Regions from separate parts of the Homo sapiens genome. Here region 1 is linked to region 2. A link is an interaction called in ENCODE POLR2A ChIA-PET data of the cell type or tissue named here. Cell type or tissue: GM12878. All regions are shown on one strand.

Region 1 (2,500 bases), 110 kb before region 2:
AGCAAGAGAGGGACACAGTTAGATTTGTGGTTAGATAAAAGGCACTGACTAAAATGTGGAGCATGAAGTAGAGATGGGAAATAGAGAGATATACCTTTCTTCCAGTTTTCAAAATTTCTAAAGCTTGTTGATTACTAAACTTCCTCAGAGTTTTCTTGTCTATGAAACAGACAAACAGAATGCAGAAAAGATCACCCCTCTTCTCTCTCAGTTTGGTCCAAAATGTTATATTAGAGCTCTCCTGTCTGCATAATGTTACCTGAACAAAGAAAGAGACATGTTTTGAAGTTTAATCTTTGCTCTAAGATTAAACTATATACTAAATTCTTCCTAAAGTTAGCTTGGCCTACACTCAGGAATGATCAAGGACAGCTTGGAGGTCAGAAGCAAGATGGAGTCAGCTATGTCAGATTTCTTGCTGCCATAATCTTGCAAAGATGGTTTCAGTACCAAACAATTTCATGTCTCTAATATCATATACTCTGCCCATTGCTAGAATATGCCCCCCATTTTTCTTGTCCACCTGACAAATTCCTGTTTCACTAAATGTTTTCTCAAGAATTACCTTTTTAGTAAAACATTTCCTAACTTCTCCAGGCAAATTAACAATTTACCCTCTATGCTTTCACTGCTTATTACACCTCAGATTGATACAGAACATGTTACATTGGATTCTCACTCTCTGTTGATCTGCCTGTCTTCCCACTGAACTGTAAAGTCTTGGAAGGCACAGTTCATACCTTTCCGTCTTTGGACACCTGACAGAGTCCCAGGCCCATAATAGATATTTGGTAAATAATTGTTAAACAAATAAGATGAGACCACCTCCTTCCAAATCTTGCAGCATAACAAGAATGCTGGGAAGAGCCCAGAAACAATATATTATGCCTGTGGGGAATTCAAATCCCATTCATTCTTATCTCTGTCTGCCTAAAAGAGGGATTTTGAGGCCAGGCTTGGTGGCTTACACCTGTAATCCCAGCACTTTGAGAAGCAGAAATGGGAGGATAAATTGAGGCCCGGAGTTCAAGACCAGTCTGGGCAACATAGGGATAACCTTGTCTCTGCAGAAAAGAAAAAAAAAAAATTAGACAGGCATGGTGGCCAACACCTGTAGTCCTAGCAATACAGGAGGACTAGAAGGATCTCTGGAGCCCATGAGTTCAATGCTGCAGTGAGCCATGATCATGCTATTGAATTCCAGCCTGGGTGACTGAGAGAGCCCCACTCTCTGGAAAAAGAAGAGAGACAGAAAGAGACAGATTCTCCCAAGGGACCTTCACTAGTCAAGACATTAGTCAGTCATAGAAAAGACTCTTAAGCTTATTAGGGTTTTCCAAGGTGGTGATCAAAGCTGTGCTGGTTTAAAGACCAGCAACAAACTTCTGTAGTTTCCCCATTGCTGCCTTGGTAAGGTGATACTACTGAGTGGATTCTGCTCACCTACTGGTTGTCAGAAGAGATGACCTTTGCTGTCTGAAATAAAGAAGCTGCCTTTGCATGAACCACATGACATACTGATTGCACCATAAACTAGAAAAACAAAAGCCCATGTTTTTCCCCTATATATTTATTATCTTGTAAAGAAAGTTTCTTTTCTTTTTCAAAGGAGAAGTGTTACTTTTCTAACACACTATCTGCACAAACAGGAGTTGGCAAATTCAAGTCAAGCTCTAATATTCAGAGAATTATAGGGCCAGGATTTTAGTGGAGATGGGACCGACATAATTTCTTTCAATGGGTGAGGAGATATTTCATTTCAATGAATGCTTTGCAGGAAAACTCGTGGGTTCAGAATTAGAAGTCCTGGAATCAGGAGCTGAGTCGGTAGAAAAGGAAATTCAAATAGTTTTTCATATGCGTAAAAATCAGAATAAGTACTTCACAGGAAAGCTGTTAGAATAAAATAATTTATCTTAAAAGATGTTGAAGCCATGGGACAGAATGTTATAAAGATCAATAATAGATCATTATCATCATTAGGAAGGTATTTTGACATATCTTATGAATTTCTCCATACAGGAGAAAGTTTTGGTTGTTGTTGTTGTTGTTGTTTTTGTTTTTGTTTTAATTGAGATGGAGTCTCACTCTGTCACCCAGGCTGGCATGCAGTGATGAGATGTCGGCTCACTGCAACCTCCATCTCTTGGGTTGAGACAATTCTCCTGCTTCAGCCTCCCGAGTAGCTGGGACTACAGGCATGCATCACCACGGCCGGCTAATTTTTTTGTATTTTTAGTAAAGATGGTGTTTCCCCATGTTGCCCAGGCTGCTCTGGAACTCCTGAGCTCATGTGGATCTACCTGCCTCAGCCTCCCAAAGTGATTGGATTACAGGCGTGAGCCACTGCGCCCAGCTGAAAGTGTTTTTTTTTTAAATAGTTCGTAGCATGCGTGTTTCCAAATTTTTGCTGGATTTTTTTCTCATGTTGTCTAATTCAACATTTGTTCTACCTGCCATAATCCTTTTGAGTTTTGAGGGGTACGGATTCTGCAATTTT
Region 2 (2,500 bases):
ACTTGTTTGACATGAGCTGAGACAATAAAATCCTCTCCTGCTGAATTTAGAACTGAGAGGGAAACGCCCTTGGTTTAGTATGCTCCGTTTTCCTAAAATAAGATAGAGATCTCAAGGCCTGTGAAGTGGCTATCTTCCCCATGGTGTTGACTGAGTGATAAAAACCAGCTTGAGAAGAAAACAGATGTACAGGGAGATAATGTCCGGGGTCCTTATAACTTCCCATTTCCTTGTCCTGTGTGTGAAGCACCCCTTTTATGTGTAAACTAAAAGTTTCTTTTCATGCTTAGAGCCAGAGAGTTCTGACTGTTAAGACTATGCTTATCAACTGGGACACAAAAGGCAGCTTAATTCTTTCCTTTGTACCTAAAAATATACAGTCCTTAGGTAGTTAAGAGGGAAAGGCCTCAACCAGAATCTCTCTTTTGCCGGCACAGTGATATTTATTTGACAGCCATACAGGTTTTAGAATAGGCCTCTGGCCCTTCTTTAAAAGGCACAGAAAACTGTGTCCAGGAAGCACTGTGGAATTAATAGAAGAATGAGCCTCCTGAACTGAATGATTTCACCATAGTGTCTTCTGCCTCACTACTGTCGCATACTCATAGCACAAGGTTTTAAAGGACGTAAGAAAAAACACACCCTCTCTCTCTAACGTTTATTTTTTATTAGAGGAGACTGACATTAATCATCTGTTTCCCCATCTCTAGAAACCTCTGGAACCCTTTTGCTGAAGTGTCAGCTCAGGTTTATAATATCCCACTCTCCTGGAAGACAGAAGGAAAGTCAAATGCATTATACCACCAAGAGGGCATAAGCTAATAAAGAAAAATGATTAATCAATATTTGCGAGCAATACATTGAAACAAAGAGAGTTTGCATTAGCTCCAGAGTGTAAACCACTTTGTTGAGAGAGCACTTCTGAATCCACTCCGTCATTCTGGATTTAGCAAATGTGAGCTTTTCTTCTTTCCTAGTTAATAGCCAAAATAATTAACACAGAGTTTACATGCACTGGGAAATTGCTGTGTTGAGAAAAAAAGAGAAATTGTACAAACCCTGTGGCCAAGCAGGTTGCTGCCAGAAATAGAAGTGTGAACATCAGTCTGATGGGAAACGCTGCTGTGTAAAGGTGACTGAAACTCTGACATCAGCTCAACATGTTCCACATCCACACCCTATGCAAGGTTCTCAGATTGTCTCATCAGAAGTGAGGACAACAGGGCCAGCTTTTGGTTAAAAATCTCAGATGAAAGAAATGAGTTTCTCACACTAGCATTAAGGAATACATTAAAACAAAAATGATTTAAAGTTTTTTTTTTGACACTGTCCATTTTCAACTCATACCAAAGCTATTAATATTTTAAGCTTGTTATACCTTGGTTTGTCTTTTAGAATGGAAAGGAGCCCGTAAGATCACATAGCAACTTATGCTTGTTTTAAAATGGCAGAGGAAGAGGACCGTCAGAAAGGTTAAGTGCCTAGTCCAGCATCAGCAGCTGATGAAGAGCAGAAGAGTATGAAAGCCAGGCCTCCTGGCTCCTCATTAGTGTTCCTTCCACCACACTGTGCTTCACATAAAGTCTGTAAGAGTCTCAGTATGAGAATGGGAATAATGTCACACATGAGAAGACCGGTGGTCTCCAAGGAATATCAACTTCCCACTTGTGAGAGGGCAATTTTTCTCTCCCCGAGAGAGAATCACAGCCTTCTTTTTGAAAGCTATTTAAAAGGTGCAAATGTGTGAACTTCTAACAAACTGCTAAGGCAAGTGTATTGCCTAAGCAGTAAAACGTAATGTCACGAGGAAAATCAGGTGATTTCATGTGCAAATTTTACCCTCTGGAATCTAAATATCTTGATCATCCTTAAAGGAAAAAAAAAAAAAAAAAAATCGGGCTTCTTGTCACCGCAATTGAACTGCAACTCCATTACTGGATCAATACTCCTGCTAGCAAATATCCCTCTGGAGTAGCCTTGTTACACAAATTAAAACAGTTTTGAGAGGGGGGAGTAGTAATTCTGGGAAACTTAGGGAAAATGATCTCAAAACAGAATTTGTTTAATAGACAAAACCGGGGCTGCGTGGGCGGGGGTGTGGTTGAAGAGGGTGGAATGGGTTACATTCTAACGAACTTTTTAATAAAAGAAAGATGTAGACATTGTAGCTTCCCAGAGGATAAAATGATCAAATGGATCTTTTTCCAAATAAATACTATTATGCTACACTTTCATGGTCAATAGTGCTACATTTGTAGGTGCCCCTCGTCTCAAAAACCAATTTGGCTTATCTGCTTTCTCCTTCTTACATACGTCTCAAAAGCTGTAACAGATTCAGGGAAATAGATGACCTAGTCACAAATGCTCACTTCTCTAGGGACTTGCCTTTAAATTGACCTTGAGCTTCACAAACCAAAAAGAGCATTTGTGTACCTCAGGACAGTATTAAATCTGAAAAAAAATTAAATAAAAAATGAGGGATAGGAGCAGATGGTCAAAG

The links. Peaks named below come from ENCODE experiments on the same cell type or tissue, not always from the same donor. Only the 100,000 strongest peaks of a DNase experiment are listed, where the experiment ranks them.
Region 1: POLR2A ChIA-PET joins it to region 2 with 5 read pairs; 2 of 35 experiments call an interaction of 5 or more read pairs at or near these places.

The regions. Positions count from the first base shown.
Region 1 is chr21:14,558,254-14,560,753 of GRCh38, reverse strand. It overlaps a transcript of SAMSN1 not described here. Among named protein-coding and RNA genes, the nearest start is that of SAMSN1, 13 kb to the right of the region's middle. In GM12878, no CTCF peak of the experiment used is centred here; a DNase peak (open chromatin) is centred at 1,408; H3K4me3 peaks cover 37 bases.
Region 2 is chr21:14,452,160-14,454,659 of GRCh38, reverse strand. No RefSeq gene overlaps it. Among named protein-coding and RNA genes, the nearest start is that of HSPA13, 70 kb to the right of the region's middle. RefSeq lists cis regulatory regions at 1-423, 2,379-2,500. In GM12878, no CTCF peak of the experiment used is centred here; DNase peaks (open chromatin) are centred at 419, 1,119 and 1,579; H3K4me3 peaks cover 254 bases; H3K27ac peaks cover 2,500 bases.